Linked DNA regions of Homo sapiens: region 1 is linked to region 2. The links are chromatin loops, found by intact Hi-C in ENCODE. Cell type or tissue: GM12878. All regions are shown on one strand. Links, peaks and the distances in the headings refer to the core of each region. The heading gives the core; the rest is flanking DNA.

Region 1 (10,599 bases), core at 3,052-7,051, 140 kb before region 2:
ATTACATTTTAATCATATTCTTGTTACCTGCTGAATAAAACTCATTTTCTTTACACTTACGCCTTTTTACCTGAAAACATCATCATGTGTTGAAAATTCCAGCCAATCTTATGCCTTCTGCCCAAGTTGAGGAAGAAGGAGAGCGGGTAGATGTGCGCGGCTCTGCCCAGGAAGATGGCAACCTGACCACAAGGTAGAAGGTTAAGGGACCAACAGTTTCCAGAATGGCATTCCACACAACCTCCGGCTGAGCAGAGAATTTTAGGAATGCTGTGACACCTCGTTATAGTCCAGAGAGCTGCCCAAAGAAGCTTGACTGTCTAGTTCCCCCCTAGACAAGTTTCTCAGCAACAAAATGGGACTAATTTGGCCAAGCTTTCCCACCTCCTGATTCATAGAGATCATTTCTAGCTTGTTAAACACAATATTGTAACTTCTTGATTTAATTCAACTGATATCTATCTATCTATCTATCTATCTATCCATCTATCTAAATCTATCTAAAAAGGAGTCCAGAAATAAGCTAAAGTACCACAGCAGGAGAGAGCAGTTGAGAGAAGCAAACAGTGTGTGTTGGGCTCTACTAAAAGAAAAGGCACTAGAAGAAAACAATTGCTAATCCTGCAGTCAAACTATAAAGAAAAAGTTTGCTGGATAAGCGCTTGCAGGCTTCATTTGCAAGTAAACATCAGAGACTTTAATGGTCAGGAAGAGCCTGCAAATAAGAGGTGGGGAAACTTAAAATATTCACCACACTAAAAGACATTCAGATCACTCATAGGAATGAACCCAGGGAGATATTTCTCTACCTAAGTAGCTAAAATGTTTTTTGGAGATGTAAGAAATGGAAAAGGAGTATGGAAAAAGGAACTCTGCTGTGGAAACCAAAGAATGCAGGGAAACTGGTCCTTTGTTACTTGCTGAGCTTAGAATAGTGCCCAACTGAGAGAGCTACACACTCCCCTGGTCAGAGAAGGGAACCCCTGTGGGAGCCAGAGGAACAGGGAGCTTCCGTTTTGGCAAAACACCAGCTGCAGGAGCTGCAGCTGTTTCAGACAGAAGCCAGGGCGGAACTATCTTCTCTGTCTCCTGCAGGGTAAAGCACTGCCTGTTTTTCTTCCGTTTTCTTTGTTTTGTTTTAAGCAGAAAGAACCAGGTAATGCTTATAAAGTACATTCCATCCCAGAAGAGAAACAAAAGTCCTTAAGTGGTAAGCAGCAGTTAGGATCTGCAGAGGACCCGGCTTGGCCTCTGCCAGGCCCTCATCTGTAAACAGGGCTGTGCTCTCACTATCTCTCACAGGGTGTCATGCTAGGAATACAAATCAAAACAACATGCAAGGTCTTTCTCAAAAAAGAATAAAAACACTGATCTTGCAGATTTTTAGCTATTAGTCTGGTAAGCATGGAAATCCAAGAAATGAGCCACTGGTTTAAGCGTAGGAGGCTCTCACGCTAGAAGGATTCCAGCATTGCATTAGGCCACTGTCACTGTCCAGCAGCTTGGTGAGTGTCAGTCATTCCTGCACAATAAATTAAGCCCAGAAGAGAAAAACACTGCTTTTTTGCCAGCATTCCAAAATCTAAGGATAATCATGAGGCCTCAGAAAAGGCAAATGTGAATGTCCAGCAATAGGGGACTGCGCTCAGTATCTTGAAATCAAGCCCCAGAAAAGTTCACTTTAATAAAAACATAGTATCTGAGGCCAAGTGAGCAAAACCCTCAGCTGTCCATCCACTGGTAGGCACATGAGAAGCCAATCCCCCAAACTATGTCTATATTCCAGAAACTGCATTTACAATGGGCCCAGACCAAGGAACCAAATATTTTTCTATTTTATCTTTTCTTCCCTTCATTTTTCTTTTTCCTTCTCCTTTTTTTTTTGGTGGGGGCGGGGAGAAAGAGTCTTTCCCACCATGATCTGCAGCAGCAGGGAAGCTTGAGAAAAAGTAGGGTCACTGCCTGCAGGCAACCCTGGGCAGTGTGAGGAAGGGCTGCCCATACTGCAGACGTAGTCATGAGCAAGAGGAACAGAACCTTTGGGTCATCCAAATCAGGGAACCTCCTGGATTGGAATTCATACAGCAATGAATTGTCAAAAATAACACTGGAGACTGACATGGTTGCTGACTTTTAGATTCACCAAGAAGAGCACTTTACAAAACAATCACCTGCCGAGCACCAGTTTAACAGAAAGGCCATCTTACATAGAAAAGGCAGAAAGGATGATCTTGGAATACATGCAGTCCTTTAAATCAAATACATTTAGTGTTATGAAATGCCACTTAAGCCTTCTTTTTTTCATCATAAAAACCCTGTGAACTAGCATGGAGTTAGTCACCTACCCAAAACAGAAATAGTAATTATTATTTTATGATGGTTTATATTATTATATTATTGTTATTTTATATTATTATTATGACTATTATTACTATAGCTTCTCCAACAGTGGTCGTCTCTGCATGTAGAAAATGGTGGAACAAGAAAAGGATACAAAAGCTCCGATGATGAAAATGGGGCTGAAAACGTGCTTCTGGAAGGTAAACAGTGCCAGGCCCATGTAGGAGAAGATGAAGTTCTCTGCCAGGAAATGTAACACCTCAAAGAGCTGCACAGAGAAGGGAAAAGGAAGCTGTAACCCTGCAGTTCCCCCTTCCCTGTGTTAACAAGCAACTCGTGAGTACCAAGCCTCTCTCTCACCTGCTTGGTTCGACTTCTTGATTCCACCGACAGATTGTTGTAGGTGTAATGAGCTTGTGTGATTCCACAGAAAAGGACAGCTACAACACCTGTTAAAACATCCCCCCAAAAAAAATCAATGGAAAAAAAAGAGGCAGGGGAAAAAAAAAACCCTGCTAGAACAAAAAGTTAAGGTAGGCAAGCCTAGCATATCCAACTTCCTGAATATTTTTGAAACTTTCCTATTGCTGGGTCGGGCGCAGTGGCTCACACCTGTAATCCCAGCACTGCAGGAGGCCAAGGCAAGCAGATCGCTTGAACCCAGGAGTTTGAGACCAGCCTGGGAAACATGGTAAAACCCCATCTCTACCAAAAATACAAAAAATTAGCCGGATGTGGTGGCGTGGGCCTGTGGCCCAGCTACTAGGGAGGCTGAGGTGAGAGGATCGCTTGAGCCTGGGAGGTCGAGGCTGCAGTGAGCCATGATCACGCCTCTGCACTCCAGTCTGGGCGACAGAAGGCAACCTTTTCTCAAAAGAAAAAAAAAAAAAAAGAAAAAGAAAAAAAAGAAAAAAAAGTTTCCTATTACTACTGAACACTCCTACAACCCCTCACCTCTCAACCTTTGTGTCTCCCAACCCTGCCTTCCTTCAAAGCCAAGTACCTCAACATCCCCTCCTTGTTCCAGTTTTAAGGGTATCTCCTGCCTCCTCTAAACTCCTCCAACTACCATCTGTAGTTGGCATATAGCATTCATTCCTTCAAAGAGACTGTGAGGGCCCATCCAAATTTTTGCCATATTCCTCACTGTTTTTAGAATGAATGAACTGAATTTCAAACTAATGCTTTATATACATATATATTTTTTGAGACAAAGTGGATTATATATTATATATCCCTCAGTGGACGGCAGTGGCATGATCTCGGCTCACTGCAGCCTCTATCTCCAAGGCTCAAGTGATCCTCCCACCTCAGCCTCCTGAATAGCTGGGACTACAGATGCACACCACCACACCCAGCTAATTTTTGTATTTTTTTGTAGAGATGGGGTTTCTCCATCTTGCCCAGGCTGGTCTTGAACTCCTGAGCTCAAGGGATCCACCTGCCTTGGCCCCAAAGTGCTGGGATTATATAGGCATGCGCACTGTGCCTGGCCTAGATTTTTTCACAGTCTAGGGCTTTAGACAAAATAGATCAAGAGTACTATTCCATTTATCCAAGCCCCGATCTTCTATATTTCTGGTTAATGGTAACCATTTTGTTGTGCGAGACAAATGACACACCTGGGACTTTGCCTACACATTTACAGATAACTGTTAAATTTTAAGGAAGTGGGGCATTTTGTAATGCTGCATATAAAGATTTGCTACAGTATTTTGAAAGGGTGACAAAAGTACATCCTAAGTACCTGGATTATGTACAGAACTGTACTTGAATTTTCTAATGGAAAAATTCAATGTTTTTTTAAAATGAAAGAATGTGAGGAAGTAAAACCACATGTTTCACCTCACTAATACTATATGAAACTGACACCATAAAAATGTGATATTGAAAAGCAATGATTAAATAGCCCAGAAACAAAACAATGAAAAACCGTGTTCACACTCATCTGAGCAGAGGCAAAATCACCCTTTAAAGGACACATATTTTGCTTGTTATTGCTACTGTTTGCAAAATAACATAGCAATCAAGGGAAATATACAAATAAAATTTTAATAGATTCTTTGCACCTTAACATCTACTTACAGTTAGAATGAGTACTCAAAAATGTAATTGACTTTGGAATGATAAACTTTATCATTAAAATCTACTTTTTCAGGCTGGGCATGGTGGCTCATGCCTGTAATCCCAGTGCTTTGAGAGGCTGAGGTAGGAGGTTCACTTAAGGTCAGGAGTTTGAGACCAGCCTGGACAACATAGCAAATGTTGTCCATCTCTACAAAGAATAAAGAAGTTAGCTGGGTGTGGTACGTGCCTGTAGTCTTAGCTACTTGGGAGGGTGAAGGGGGAAGATCCCTTGAGCCTAGGAGTTCGAGGTTACAGTGAGCTATGATTGTGCTGCTGCACTCCAGCCTGGGTGACACAGCAAGACCCTGTCTCTAAAAAAATAAAATTAAAAAAAGTCTAGCTTTTTGGAAAGTAAATAATCCATTTAAGACAGAACAATAGCCTTGCTCAGCAATCCTCCATACGGACACTTGCTGAACAGTTAAACTCTGTGCAGCTGTTATCTAAGAATTCTTCCCTTCCTTCAAGTTCCCACAGACCCCACTACAGTGAGGGGAAGGGTGGTCCAAGAGTAGAAAAAACCTACCTGTAAATCCGCAGGCTTCTGCCAAGAGAAACGTGCTCCAGGACATGAGGAAGAACAGCGCCGTCTCCAGCAGGGGGAAGCAGTGCAGTTTGGTAAACTTAGTCACGTTGGCATTCTGTCAAGGACCCTGTCTCCAGGTACATGTATCAGGGCCACCAAGAACCATACTCCACTAGCCCAGGACCCCTCCCCAAAGGGCTAGCCTTTCCCTTCAACCTTTTTTTTTTTTTGGAGGCTCTAAAGCTGCTGGAGATTTCTTAAGTAATACAAATTAAGCTTTCCAGTGGAACACAAGTTTTGTAGGGGCTGGAGAGAGGAAGAAACAGGGAGACATTGTTTAATGGGTACAGAGCTTCTGTTTCGGATGATGAAAAAATTCTGAAAGTAGACAGGGAGATGGCTACATGACATTGTGAATGCGGAATTGTGCACGTAAAGATGGTTAAATGACAAATCTCGTTGGCTATATTTTACCACAATTTTAAAAAATTAATCATGTAGGCCAGGTGTGGTGACTCATGCCTGTAATCCTAGCACTTTGGGACCCGAGGCAGGTGGATCACCTGAGGTCAGGAGTTCAAAACTAGTTTGGCCAACATACTGAAACCCTGTCTCTACTAAAAATACAAAAATTAGCCGGGTGTGGTCACACGCATCTGTAATCCCAGCTATTCAGGAGGTTGAGAATCAATTGAACCCGGCAGGCAGAGGTTGCAGTGAGCCAAGATTGCACCACTGCACTCCAGCCTGGGTGACAGAGTGAGACTCCGTCAAAAAAAAAAATTATCATGTAATATACCAAAAGCCATTAAATTTAAATGGGTGACTTGTATGGTATATAAATTATATCTCAATAAGGCTGTTCTTTTAAAAATTCAGAATTCTAGAGAAACTGGCAACTAGTTTTCTGTGCTCCTTGAATGGCCATGGTTCTGAGAGGCATGGTCATGACGTCAGGCTGGCTTGTTGGGTTGGTTCCAGCAGGGCTGTGAAGACAAGGCCTGTGAGACCCTGACCCCTGTGCACCACCGAGGCCACCTGAGTCCACAACAGGTGCCTAAGGAAGGCACAGGAAAGAAAGAAATGCATAATTCTTGAGACAGCTACCAGGTGCTGGTGTCACCTTTCGGGACCAGAGATCCTTCTTGTAACAGTGCCATTCAACACACGGCCAGCATAGAAGCATCTCATGACAGATCTCACTGAGCAATATACGTCTCCAAGGCATCAAAAGGGCCCTTGTGAAGAAAGCAATTTAAATCTGCGCTATCCAATGTGGTAGCTGAACACTTACAATGTGGCTAGTCCAAATTGAGATGTGTTGTAAGAGCAACACACACACTGTATTTCTTTTTTTCTTTCTTTCTTTCTTTCTTTTTTTTTTTTTTTTTTTTGAGACGGCATTTCGCTCTGTCACCCAAGCTGGAGTGCAATGGCACGGCCTCGGCTCACTGCAATCTCCACCTCCCAGGTTCAAGTGATTCTCCTGCCTCAGCCTCCCGATTAGCAGGGATTACAGGTGCACACCACCACACCTGGCTAATTTTTGTATTTTTAGTAGAGACAGGGTTTCACGATGTTGGCCAAGCTGGTCTCAAACTCCTGACCTCAGGTGATCTGCCCACCCTGGCCTTCCAAAGTGCTGGGATTACAGGTGTGAGCCACCACGCCCAGCACACATACCATATTTCAAAGGCTTGGAACAAAGATTGAATGTATAAAATCTCATTAATTATTTTTATCATGATTGGGGGAAGAGCCAAGATGGCCGTATAGGAACAGCTCCGGTCTACAGCTCCCAGCGTGAGCAACGCAGAAGACGGGTGATTTCTGCATTTCCATCTGAGGTACCGGGTTCATCTCACTAGGGAGTGCCAGACATTGGGTGCAGGTCAGTGGGTGCGCGCACCATGTGCGAGCCGAAGCAGGGCGAGGCACTGCCTCACTTGGGAAGCGCAAGGGGTCAGGGAGTTCCCTTTCCTAGTCAAAGAAAGGGGTGACAGACGGCACCTGGAAAATCGGGTCACTCCCACCCGAATACTGCGCTTTTCCGATGGGCTTAAAAAACAGCGCACCAGGAGATTATATCCCGCACATGGCTTGGAGGGACGTACACCCATGGAGTCTCGCTGATTGCTAGCACAGCAGTCTGAGATCAAACTGCAAGGCGGCAGCGAGGCTGGGGGAGGGGCGCCCGCCATTGCCCAGGCTTGTTTAGGTAAACAAAGCAGCCGGGAAGCTCGAACTGGGTGGAGCCCACCACAGCTCAAGGAGGCCTGCCTGCCTCTGTAGGCTCCACCTCTGCGGGCAGGGCACAGACAAACAAAAAGACAGCAGTAACCTCCGCAGACTTAAATGTCCCTGTCTGACAGCTTTGAAGAGAGCAGTGGTTCTCCCAGCACGCAGCTGGAGATCTGAGAACGGGCAGACTGCCTCCTCAAGTGGGTCCCTGACCCCTGACCCCCGAGCAGCCTAACTGGGAGGCACCCCCCAGCAGGGGCAGACTGACACCTCACACGGCCGGTTACTCCAACAGACCTGCAGCTGAGGGTCCTGTCTGTTAGAAGGAAAACTAACAAACAGAAAGGACATCCACACCAAAAACCCATCTGTACATCACCATCATCAAAGACCAAAAGTAGATAAAACCACAAAGATGGGGAAAAAACAGAGCAGAAAAACTGGAAACTCTAAAAAGCAGAGCGCCTCTCCTCCTCCAAAGGAACGCAGCTCCTCACCAGCAATGGAACAAAGCTGGACAGAGAATGACTTTGATGAGCTGAGAGAAGAAGGCTTCAGACGATCAAATTACTCTGAGCTACGGGAGGACATTCAAACCAAAGGCAAAGAAGTTGAAAACTTTGAAAAAAATTTAGAAGAATGTATAACTAGAATAACCAATACAGAGAAGTGCTTAAAGGAACTGATGGAGCTGAAAACCAAGGCTTGAGAACTACGTGAAGAATGCAGAAGCCTCAGGAGCTGATGCGATCAACTGGAAGAAAGGGTATCAGTGATGGAAGATGAAATGAATGAAATGAAGCGAGAAAGGAAGTTTAGAGAAAAAAGAATAAAAAGAAATGAGCAAAGCCTCCAAGAAATATGGGATTATGTGAAAAGACCAAATCTACATCTGATTGGTGTACCTGAAAGTGACAGGGAGAATGGAACCAAGTTGGAAAACACTCTGCAGGATATTATCCAGGAGAACTTCCCCAATCTAGCAAGGCAGGCCAACATTCAGATTCAGGAAATACAGAGAACGCCACAAAGATACTCCTCGAGAAGAGCAACTCCAAGACACATAATTGTCAGATTCACCAAAGTTGAAATGAAGGAAAAAATGTTAAGGGCAGCCAGAGAGAAAGGTCGGGTTACCCTCAAAGGGAAGCCCATCAGACTAACAGCGGATCTCTCGGCAGAAACTCTACAAGCCAGAAGAGAGTGGGGGCCAATATTCAACATTCTTAAAGAAAAGAATTTTCAACCCAGAATTTCATATCCAGCCAAACTAAGCTTCATAAGTGAAGGGGAAATAAAATACTTTATAGACAAGCAAATGCTGAGAGATTTTGTCACCATCAGGCCTGCCCTAAAAGAGCTCCTGAAGGAAACACTAAACATAGAAAGGAACAACCGGTACCAGCCACTGCAAAATCATGCCAAAATGTAAAGACCATCGAGACTAGGAAGAAACTGCATCAACTAATGAGCAAAATAACCAGCTAACATCATAATGACAGGATCAAATTCACACATAACAATATTAACTTTAAATGTAAATGGACTAAATGCTCCAATTAGAAGACACAGACTGGCAAATTGGATAAAGAGTCAAGACCCATCAGTGTGCTGTATTCAGGAAACCCAACTCACGTGCAGAGACACACATAGGCTCAAAATAAAAGGATGGAGGAAGATCTACCAAGCAAATGGAAAACAAAAAAAGGCAGGGGTTGCAATCCTAGTCTCTGATAAAACAGACTTTAAACCAACAAAGATCAAAAGAGACAAAGAAGGCCATTACATAATGGTAAAGGGATCAATTCAACAAGAACAGCTAACTATCCTAAATATATATGCACCCAATACAGAAGCACCCAGATTCATAAAGCAAGTCCTGAGTGACCTACAAAGAGACTTAGACTCCCACACATTAATAATGGGAGACTTAACACCCCATTGTCAACATTAGACAGATCAATGAGACAGAAAGTCAACAAGGATACCCAGGAATTGAACTCAGCTCTGCACCAAGCGGACCTAATAGACATCTACAGAACTCTCCACCCCAAATCAACAGAATATACATTTTTTTCAGCACCACACCACACCTATTCCAAAATTGACCACATACTTGGAAGTAAAGCTCTCCTCAGCAAATGTAAAATAACAGAAATTATAACAAACTATCTCTCAGACCACAGTGCAATCAAACTAGAACTCAGGATTAAGAATCTCACTCAAAACCGCTCAACTACATGGAAACTGAACAACCTGCTCCTGAATGACTACTGGGTACATAACGAAATGAAGGCAGAAATAAAGATGTTCTTTGAAACCAATGAGAACAAAGACACAACATACCAGAATCTCTGGGACGCATTCAAAGCAGTGTGTAGAGGGAAATTTATAGCATTAAATGCCCACAAGAGAAAGCAGGAAAGATCCAAAATTGACACCCTAACATCACAATTAAAAGAACTAGAAAAGCAAGAGCAAACACATTCAAAAGCTAGCAGAAGGCAAGAAATAACTAAAATCAGAGCAGAACTGAAGGAAATAGAGACACAAAAAACCCTTCAAAAAATTAATGAATCCAGGAGCTAGTTTTTTGAAAGGATCAACAAAATTGATAAACCACTAGCAAGACTAATAAAGAAAAAAAGAGAGAAGAATCAAATAGACGCAATAAAAAATGATAAAGGGGATATCACCACCGATCCCACAGAAACACAAACTACCATCAGAGAATACTACAAACACCTCTACGCAAATAAACTAGAAAATCTAGAAGAAATGGATAAATTCCTCGACACATACACTCTCCCAGGACTAAACCAGGAAGAAGTTGAATCTCTGAATAGACCAATAACAGGATCTGAAATTGTGGCAATAATCAATAGCTTACCAATCAAAAAGAGTCCAGGACCAGATGGATTCACAGCCAAATTCTACCAGAGGTACAAGGAGGAACTGGTACCATTCCTTCTGAAACTATTCCAATCAATAGAAAAAGAGGGAATCCTCCCTAACTCATTTTATGAGGCCAGCATCATCCTGATACCAAAGCTGGGCAGAGACACAACCAAAAAAGAGAATTTTAGACCAATATCCTTGATGAACATTGATGCAAAAATCCTCAGCAAAATACTGGCAAACCGAATCCAGCAGCACATCAAAAAGCTTATCCACCATGATCAAGTGGGCTTCATCCCTGGGATGCAAGGCTGGTTCAATATACGCAAATCAATAAATGTAATCTAGCATATAAACAGAACCAAAGACAAAAACCACATGATTATCTCAATAGATGCAGAAAAGGCCTTTGACAAAACTCAACAACCTTCATGCTAAAAACTCTCAATAAATTAGGTATTGATGGG
Region 2 (10,599 bases), core at 2,946-6,945:
AGAAGTGTGGCTTATGCACCTTTTCTTTGAACTGGGACAGGATTGTGACTGGTTTGTAGCCGCTAGAAAGAGGAAGAAATGATGCCGCATGACTTCCAAAGCTAGGCCAGAAAAGGCGAGGCAGCTCCTGACTTCTTCCCTGGGACTTTGACTTTTGAGTCCCTAATTCACCATGTAAAAAGTTGGATTATCCTGAGGCCACCATGCTGTGGGACAGTCCAGGCCATATGGAAAGGTCACATAGAGGTGTTCTAGTCAGCACTCTCAGCTGAGGTCCCAGCCAACATTCAGACACGTAAATGGAGATACTTCCTTGTGGTTCCAGCCCCCAGCCGCTGAGTCACCCCAGTCATCAAGTCTTCCCAGCTGAGGCCCTAAACATCGTGGAGCAGAGACAATGGACTCCCACTGTGTGCTTTGTCTGAACTCCTGACCCACAAAATTAGTGGGCATAATAAGGTGGTTATTGTAAGCCTCGAAGTTTTGGGGTAATTTATTACCAAGCAATTAGGTAGCCAGAACACGCAGGATACAAAGCTTACTATGAGCAATGATAAATGCTCTGGACAGCCTGTGCACGCTTATAGAATATGTTCTGTGTGTCTTTTGGCTCTGCAGGGACCTGGAAATGACTCAAAGAAATTCTTCCTTTGGAAGAATTAAAAAGTAGAATTTCTAGATTTAAAGCCTAGTTTTTGGAGGTCTACTGTGTGCTTTGCTTCAAGAGGCAAGTTTGTGACAAATGAAGCCCAGCCATTCTAAAAAAATCCAAGCATGTAGATGCCTCAGAGGATGTAGGAAATTAGTCATTAACCACACAAGTTTAGTTCCTGATCCAAAATACTGTGTGCATGTTTTGCAATTTAATCTGGTTGGCACTGGATTTTTGTTTCATTTTGCATTGACTAAACATAAGATACAGGTTGGCCCAGTTGCGTTAGTCATAAAATATATCAAGCCATCTTAGTTAAATAGCTTTTAAAGCTAAGAATTTTCTCTCTGGATAAAATAATCTCATTTAGATAATGTTTCCAGATACCTCCAAGTGAGCGTGAATATCAGTGTTTGAGCAATCCAAATGAAGGAAGTCCTTTTATTTTCATAGCAGCTAAGATAATTTATATCATTAACAAACAGAAGAAGTGAGGAATTCCACTTTCGGTTTTAATTAGAATGTAAAGACTCATTAAATGGAAGGAACTGAAAACCACCATCTTCAACAGGTCATAATGTACCCAATGTAACAAGTAAAATGCCTCGGGAAATTGCAGAGCGAAATTTTCCTGGTGCTCAATATGGTTTAAATTCTAGGGGTTGGATTAAGGAAAATATCTACCTTATTACCTATAATGTCTCCCTACTTATTCTAATCAGATACTTTAGAGAAATTGTTGGAGATCACTTGCCAGAAACATACCTCAAGGTTTCCATCTCACCTCTGAAAAGTGACTTAGAAGAAAAGTGACTTTTGACTCCAGTCAAACTGTTTTCTTCTAAACCCTTGACGTCAACAATTTTTACTTAACATGAAACCTATATATTGCAAACAATTTCTCTTCCTACTTAATGATATTGGGGGATGATATTGGGGGATCTTCCCGATAATACTATGGTAGGACAAGTTGAAAGAAGAAAAACCTCAAAAAGGTATTCTTTGTCACTTCAGTCAGTAGGCAGCATTTGATCCTGAGGTTACAGGGCTGAGAAAATGAAATGGAGAAAATATGTATTGAAGGCTTAGAGGTGGCAGGAACTATTATTATCACATAGAGAACTAAAGCCGAGAGATAGTAACCTGCGCAAGATCATGTAATCAGGAAGGGGTAGGGCCAAACTTTGAACACTGGGGCACCTTTGACTAGGAAGCAGTACTGCTTCTTGGAACAGAGCTTATGAAAAACGGGGCCTAGAAACAGTAGGAAACATTTGAATACACAAGAGTATGGTTACCCCCTATCACATCCAAGGAAAAACAGAGGAATCAGGTAGATCATGAGCTGGTTGTTTTGCATCTTTCTATTCCATTTCTTCTGTATTCACTCATCAATTCTAGCATTTGTCTCTCTATGCCTTGTTAGCCCACTCATCCTCCACTTTCCTAATCACCCTTCCTATAGCCTATGCACTTTGAACACAGAGACCCACCCCACTCCATCCTAGTTGCTAGGAGAACTTAACAAGGTAAGGTATTTCACAATAGAACTGTGTAAATTGTAAAGTGCCATTTAAATGTGAGGTATTATTATTATTTATACTAATTTGATGTTGCGTCCTGTTCTACCACATTGCCTGGAATGGAATCTAATTCTTCTTCTTTTTTTTTTTTTTTTTGAGACAGAGTCTCGATCTGTCACCCAGGCTGGAGTGCAGTGGTGCAATCTCGGCTCACTGCAGCCTCCGCCTCCCTGGTTCAAGTGATTCTCCTGCCTCAGCCTCCTGAGTAGCTGGGATTACAAGCACGCGCCACCACGCCTGGCTAATTTTTGTACTTTTAGTAGAGACGGGGTTTCACCATGTTGGTCAGGCTGGGCTGGAGAGTTTTTTGTTTTTTTTTTTGTGGTAAAACACACTTAACATAAAATGTACTTTTTTTTTTTTTTGAGACAAGGTCTCACCCTGTCACCCAGGTGCAGCAGTGCAGTGACACGATCATGACTCACAGTAGTCTTGATCTCCTGGGCTCAAGGTATCCTCCTGCCTCAGCCTCCTGAGTAGCTGGGACCACAGGCACGCACTACCATGCCTGGCTAATTAAAAAAAAATATGATTATTATCTCTATTTGAGACTGAGTCTTGCTCTGTCACCCAGGCTGGAGTACAGTGGTGCAATCTCGGCTCATTGCAACCCTCTGCTTCCCGGATTCAAGCGATTCTCCTGCCTCAGCCTCCCAAGTAGCTGGGACTACAGGTGCCCGCCACCACGCCCAGCTAATTTTTGTATTTTTAGTAGAAACAGGGTTTCACTATGTTGGCCTGTCTGGTCTCGAACTCCTGACCTTGTGATCCACCTACCTCGGCCTCCCAAAGTGCTGCAATTACAGGTGTGAGACACCTCGCCTCACTATGTTGTCCAGGGTGGTCTTGACTTCCTGGGCTCAAGTGACCCTTCTGCCTCAGCCTCCCAAAGTGTTGTGATTAAAGGCCTGAGCCACCACCCCTACCAACATGTACTATCCTAATCATTTCTTTATAAGGATATAGTTCAGTATCGATAAATATATTCACATTGTTGTGCATCCAATCTCCAGAACATTTTCATCCTGCAAAACGAAAATTGTAAGGCCAGGTGCGGTGGCACATGCCTGTAATTCCAGCACTTTGGGAGGCTGAGGCAGGTGGATCACTTGAGGTCAGGAGTTCAAGACCAGCCTGGCCAATGTGGCAAAACCCTGTCTCTACTAAAAATACAAAAATTAGCTGGGTGTGGTGGCGGGCGCCTGCAATCCCAGCTACTCGGGAGGCTGAGATAGGAGAATCACTTGAACCCAGGAGGTGGAGGTTGCAGTGAGCCGAGATCACGCCACTGTACTCCAGCCTGGGCAACAAGAGCAAGACTCCATCTCAAAAAAAAAACGAAAACAAAAAACAACTAAAACTGTATATCCATTATCCATTAAACACCAACTCTCCATTTTCCCTTCCCCTCAGCTCTTGGTAACCACCTTCTACTTTCTGTCTCTATGAATTTGACTACTCTAGGTACATCATATAAGTGGGATCATACACTATTTATCTTTTTTTGTGACTGGCTTATTTCACTTGTCACAATGTCCTGAAGGTTCATCCATGTTGCAACATGTGTCGAATTGCCTTCCTTTTTCTCTTTCTTTCTTTCTTTCTTTTCTTTTCTTTTCTTTTTTTTTTTTTTTTTTTGAGACAGAGTTTTGTTCTTGTCACCCAGGCCGGAGTGCAATGGCGCAATCTCGGGTCACTGTAACCTCTACCTCCTGGGTTCAAGCGATTCTCCCACCTCAGTCTCCCTAGTAGTTGGGATTACAGGCACCCGGCACCATGCTCGGCTAATTTTTGTATTTTTAGTAGAGACGAGGTTTTGCCATGTTGGCCAAGCTGGTCTTGAACTCCTGACCTCAGGTGATCCGCCCGCCTTGGCCTCCCAAAGTGCTGGGATTACAGGCATGAGCTACTGCGCCCGGCCCCTTCCTTTTTAAGGCTGAATAGTATTCCATTCTATGTATATACCACATTTTGCTTATCCATTTATTCATCCATGGACATTTCAGTTGCTTCCACTTATCCTCAGAGCTTTTTAAAATTAGTGCCACTCCCAGTTCACACAAAAATAAATGATCCCCACCCTTTCTACCCTGCTTCCTACTCTGCACTGCCATTTGTTTGTCAGAGGCTGACCCTCCTCCCTTCTTTCTCCTATGCCTTCCTCCTTGCCTTGAGGATGGTTTCACTCCTATGCCACCCCTCCTTTCTTTTGCATCCATCCCTGTTCCCTGCCAACCAACCCCAACTCTGGGTCTTTTATTTTATTTTATTTTAAAGACAGAGTATCGCTCTGTCACCCAGGCTGGAGTGCAGTGGTGCGATCTCGGCTCACTGCAACCTCTGCCTCCTGGGTTCAAGTGATTCTCCTGCCTCAGCCTCCCGAGTAGCTGGGATTACAGGCGCCCGTCACCACGCCTGGCTAATTTTTGTGTTTTTAGTAGAGACGAGGTTTCACCAGTTTGCTCAGGCTGGTCTCGAACTCCTGGGCTCAAGCTATCCACCTGCCTCGGCTTCCCAAAGTGCAGGGATACAGGCATGAGCTGCCGCGCCCGGCCTGGGTCCTTCATTTTAGACACCAGATGCTAATCCTGGGCTTCTGGAAGACCCTTTCACGTTTCTTTTTCTGCTGGGAAACACATCATACCCTCTTCCAACCACTCACAGATGCTGTCTCCTAAGCCCAAAGGCCCATGTTGCAGTTTAGCTAGGGCCTTTCCAAGTTAGTAAATTCTTCTGGCACGGCCCCCTGCTGCCACCTGCTGGCTGTATCCATCGATGCCGCTATGGGTATTGTTTCCTATTCATGAGACCTGTATGAAGGGAGTTAGTCTTTCCCATCCTATCATCCATCATGGGATAAGAATTTCATCTACCTAAATTTTTTTTCTTTACAGTATTTTCACCTTGTTCTATTTTTTAAAGAAAAGTCCTTTAGCAAATCTGTGTGCAGGTCACAGATGGTCTCACCAGACTTGCCCAAACCTAAAGAAACATCTCTGTATTTGGGCACTGCAATTTGCAAAAGGACAAAAGAGTCAAATGTATATCAGTTCTCATTAGCTCCCTGACAGCAATTATATTACATTCAAATAAGTTGAATTGTGGATAATACATAAAATGCTAAATACCAAGTTTTCTTTGAAACTGGTAAAATATTTCGAAAATCTTTTGAAAACACTTCAAAACCAGACAAGATTTTTGTGTGTGTGTGTGAGACAGGGTCTCACTCTGTCACCCAGGCTGGAGTGCACTGGTGCGATCTCAGTTCACTGCAACCTCCACCTCCCGGGCTCAAGCGATTCTCCCACCTCAGCCTCCTGAGTAGCTGGGACTACAGGCACACGCTACCATGCTCGGCTAAGTTTTTGTATTTTTTGGTAGAGAGGGGGTTTCACCATGTTGGCTAGGCTGGTCTTGAACTCCTGACCTCAAGTGATCCACCTGCCTTGGCCTCCCAAAGTGTTGGGATTACAAGCGTGAGCCACTGTGCCCGGCCCCAGACAAGATTGTTTATTGTTGTTATTTTAAACTTTAATACAGACATAAAAACAAAATCTGTGGAAATACAACAAGAATTACTTTACAGATTCTTTGGCCCTTTTGAAATAAGGAGAGCTAAGAATGAAGAGTCAATTTTGTGTTTATAGATGAAACTAATTTGTGAATGGGCAAAACTGAAAACGCATAAGAGTCCAAGCCTGGGCATTGGAGGGTAAGGCATTAAAATTAAGAATTTCTGACTACATCTTTATTTATTATTGTTTCTTTCACCTTCCCTCCACCCCAGGTTCCTGCTTTGTCTTCTCACTTCACATTGAACTTGTTTCCAGCACATGTACATAAGAGACATCCATCCTGTCATGACCTCTCGTTATAACAGGGGAGGTCAGTGGCACTGGAAATATATATTTTTTAATTTATTTTATCTTTTAAAAAAAATTTTGGCCAAGCTCGGTGGCTCACACCTGTAATCCCGGCACTTTGGGTGGCCAAGGTGGGCAGATCACCTGAAGTAAGGAGTTCAAGACCAGCCTGGCCAACATGGCAAAACCCTGTCTCTACTAAAAATACAAAAATTAGCCAGGCGTGGTGGTGTGTGCCTGTAATCCCAGCTACTTGGGAGGCTGAGGCAAGAGAATCACTTGAACTCGGGAGGCGGAGGCCGCAGTGAGCCGAGATTGCACCACTGCACTGCAGCCTGGATAAGAGAATGAGCCTCTGTCTCAAAAAAAAAAAAAAAAAGTACAGAGATAGGGAGTCTTGCTTTGTTGCCCAGGTTGGTCTTGAACTCCTGGCCTCAAGAGATTCTCTTGCCTTGGCCTTCCAAAGTGCTGAGATTACAGGTGTGAGCCACCACATCTGGCCTGAAAATATTTTTTACAGGGCGCTGTATTATTATTATTATTATTATTATCATTATTATCATTATTTGACACGGAGTCTTGCTCTGTTGCCCAGGCTGGAGTGCAGTGGGGTGATCTCAGCTCATTGCAACCTCTGCCTCCTGGGTTCAAGCAATTATCCTGTCTCAGCCTCCTGAGTAGCTGGGACTACAGGCGCACGCTGCCACACCCAGCTAATTTTTTTGTATTTTAGTAGAGATGGGGTTTCACCATGTTATCCAGGCTGGTCTCGAACTCCTGAGCTCAGGCAATCCACCGGCCTCAGCCTCCCAAAGTGCTGGGATTACAGGTGTGAGCCACTGTGCTGGGCCATGGCAGTGTATTATTTTTAAGGGCAGTGTAAGAGTTGGGAAAAGAGGCTGGGTGCAGTGGCTCATGCCTGTAATCCCAGCTCTTTGGGAGGCCAAGGAGGAAGGATCCCTTGAGGCCAAGAGTTTGAGACCAGCCTGGGCAACATAGCGAGACCCCCGTCTCTACCAAAAATAACAAAGTTAGCTGGGTGTGGTGGTGTGTGCCTGTAGTCCAAGCTCTTTGGGAGGCCAAGGTGAGAGGAGACCCTGAGTCCAGGAGTTTGAGGCAGCAGTGAGCTGTGTTCATGCCACTGCACTCCAGCCTGGGTGACAGAGTGAGACTCTGTCTCAAAAAAAAAAAAAAAGAAAAAAAAATTACATAAAACTTCTATTGCCTGAAGCCTTAGAGCTTTACAGAGACTCTGAATCACATCAAAATTATGAGCGAGGAGTCAACTTACAGACATTGCCTTGAAAGGTGGGAAAGGGAGAAGGTCTTTAATAAATGCTACCTTGAAAATGTCATCATAAGCCAGCATGATGTCTCATGCCTGTAATCCCAGCACTTTGGGAGGCCAAAGCATGCAGATTATTTGAGGTCAGGAGTTTGAGACCAGCCTGGCCAACATGGTGAAACTCCATCTTTATTAAAAATACAACAACAAAAAAATTGGCTGGTGTGGTGGTGCACACCTGTAATCCCAGCTACTCAGGAGGCTGGGCCTCGAGAATTGCTTGAACCCAGGAGGCAGAGGCTGCAGTGAGCCAAGATCGCACCACTGCACTCTATTCTGGGTAACAGAGTGAGACTCTGTCTCAAAAAGAAATAAATAAGGCCAGGCACAGTGGCTCATGCCTGTAATCCCAGCAATTTGGGAGGCTGAGGCAGGTGGATCGCCGGAGGTTGGGAGTTCGAGACCAGCCTGACCAACATGGAGAAACCCCATCTCTACTAAAAATACAGAAAATTAGCCAGGTGTAGTGGCACATGCCTGTAGTCACACCTATTCGGGAAGCTGAGGCAGGAGAATCACTTGAACCCCAGAGTTGGAGGTTGTGGTGAGCCAAGATCATGCCATTGCACTCCCACCTGGGCAACAAGAGCAAAACTCCGTCTCAAAATAAATAAAATAAAATAAAATAAAATAAAATAAAATAAAATAAAATAAATGTCATCATAGATTTGGTTCTTTCAGGTGGAGGGGCCAGGTAGATCAGCCCATGCTTCGTCAGGTGAACTTCTTGTTCTTGCCATAGGAATCTAGCGATGGGTATGTTAACACATGTCAATCCTACCAGGGGGAAAACAGATGCTAATAGGCTGAGTCGTGTAAAACATCTCAAGAAATTCTGTCAAATCCTAATAAAATAAGAGCAATTGTTAATCAAATTCAGTATTACAAAACATTTTAATCTTTGGTCAATTATTTAATAGTGATTTTGAGCACTTACTAACTACTCTGATTTAGCATACATTGTTTCTTTTAATCCTCACAACAATTCTATGAAAGCACCATACTATCATCAGCAGCACCATCCTTATTTTATTTTACTTTTGAGACAGGGTCTCACTCTGTTGCCCAGGCTGGAGTGCAATCAGAGCTCACTGCAGCCTCGACTTCCCAGGCTCAAGTGATCCTCGCATCTCAGTCTCCCAAGTACCTGGGACCACAGGCACACGCCACCATGTCCAGCTAATTTTTAAATTCTTTTGTAGAGATGGGGTCTTGCTATGTTGCCCAGACTGGTCTTGCATTCCTGAGCTCAAGCATCCTCTGTCTCTGCCTCCCAAAGTGCCAGGCATGAGCCATCATGCCCAGCCTAAATTATTTTAAATATTTAGTAGCTCTTTTGCATTTCCATGACTGGGAATTGCTTGTTCATGTCCTTTGCACTGCTCCCAGCCATTATCCCCATTTTACATAGGAGGAAAGTGAAGTTCAGGAATCTTAACTTGGCTGTGGTCACAAGTTCCTGGGATTCAAGCCACTGTAATCTGACCTCACAGCTCATGCTCAAACACTGTACTGTTTTGCCTTCTGTGGCCCCCATGTTTACTTACAAAACTTTATAGTACCTATACCTTTATAGGTATAGTATAGTATAGGTATAGTACCTATACCTTTATAGGTACTTTAAAAGTTCACTATAATAAAATTTCTGGCTGGGCACGGTCGCTCACGCCTGTAATCTCAGCACTTTTGGAGGCCAAGGCGGGTGGATCACCCGAGGTCAGGAGCTCGAGACCAGCCTGACTGACATGGAGAAACCCCATCTCTACTAAAAATACAAAAATTAGCCAGGAGTGGTGGCAGACGCCTGTAATCCCAGCTACTCGGGAGGCTGAGGCAGGATAATTGCTTGAACCCAGGAGGCGGAGGTTGCAGTGAGCTGAGATTGCACCATTGCACTCCAGCCTGGGCAACAAGAGAGAAAATCCATCTCAATAAATAAATAAATAAAATTTCTACATGTGCACTTCACTTTGGAATAAGTGTATATGTGGTGACATTGTTGGTTACCTACCCAGCATCCATCCTTTATCCTGCTTGTTGAAGAAACCCCAATTTTATTTAAGTATCTCTCCCTCCATTTGTTCAGCCTTTATAATTTAGTGAAGGTGATACCAGCTCACCTTGAGGGGCAGGTCCTGAGAAGTCTAGGCTAGTCATGGTAATCCTATTGCCCCTACCTGAGAAGCCAAATCCCAGGCTTACAACAATTAATCCAGCATTTCTCTCTGGGAACTGTTATGACTCCAGAGGTAATGACCAATGACCCAAACTGGCCTAAGAGGTGTCAAGTAGAGAACATTTATTCCTTGGTTTGATTGTAAATTTTCTCTCTTTCTCTCTCCCCCTTTCCCTCCCTCACTCACTCCCTCACTTCCACTCTCTCTTTCCCTGCCCCCCTTTCTTAACTCGTCACCTCTTTGTCTCTATGTCTATCTCTGTCTTTCTCACTCTCTTTGTCTCTCTCTCTCTTTCACACACACACACACACACACACACACACGCATACACACAGCTGTCAACGTGAAATTGCACCTTACACCAACCATCCCAAGAAAGAGCTGAAAAACCAAACCTGTTCCATTCATTCTAACTGCAAGTTTTGCAATGGTTACAGATAAAGAAACTGCATCTGGGACAAGACCAAAGTCATTTACTCCTCTCTTCTCCCTACTGATGACAACTCCAATTCTGCTTTGGCTCAGGAAGTTACCTACTTTTGAGGTGCTCCCAGATGCCCATTGGCTATATAAAGCCTTTAATCTCTATTTGAATCATTTTCATTTATTTCTTTGTTGCTATCCACTTGTCCCAACATACTATATTAAATATTCCATTCAGTAGCATTCCAAAGAAGGTGGGGGTGGGGGTAGGAGCAGTCCATTCAGCAGCTGGAGTAGGAGGAGAATTTTATCATTGACATTCTTCAGAATCACTGATGCCTGATGATGATAAAAATAAGACTGATTTATCCATCCTTATTATTGTTTGCAAATTCTTCATAATGGTGAACCCCTATGCTTCTATACTTAGGGTGAGCCATCGCACTGTCCCTCTTCCTAGCTTGGTACTCCACTGAGTCCATTTTTTTCCTACTGATTCAATTATTATGTATCAATTTCCATTCCTGGGTTTCCTCTTCTATTCCCTCGGTCTATC

What was found. A loop is a pair of places that touch in the nucleus more often than their neighbours do. Peaks named below come from ENCODE experiments on the same cell type or tissue, not always from the same donor. Only the 100,000 strongest peaks of a DNase experiment are listed, where the experiment ranks them.
Region 1: a loop joins it to region 2, with 8 times the contacts of the local background. A loop is called at or near these places in 9 of 110 quality-filtered maps.

What each region holds. Positions count from the first base shown.
Region 1 is chrX:46,648,616-46,659,214 of GRCh38, forward strand. SLC9A7 (solute carrier family 9 member A7) reads right to left here. Exons shown (of 17, transcript NM_001257291.2): 8 at 4,994-5,099; 9 at 2,701-2,789; 10 at 2,495-2,608; 11 at 71-182. Among named protein-coding and RNA genes, the nearest start is that of CHST7, 80 kb to the left of the region's middle. In GM12878, for the core only: a CTCF peak has its summit at 5,063 (motif pointing right); no DNase peak of the experiment used is centred there; H3K27ac peaks cover 1,894 bases.
Region 2 is chrX:46,791,797-46,802,395 of GRCh38, forward strand. No RefSeq gene overlaps it. Among named protein-coding and RNA genes, the nearest start is that of SLC9A7, 38 kb to the left of the region's middle. RefSeq lists enhancers at 4,898-4,947, 5,038-5,087. In GM12878, for the core only: a CTCF peak has its summit at 4,988 (motif pointing left); a DNase peak (open chromatin) is centred at 4,964.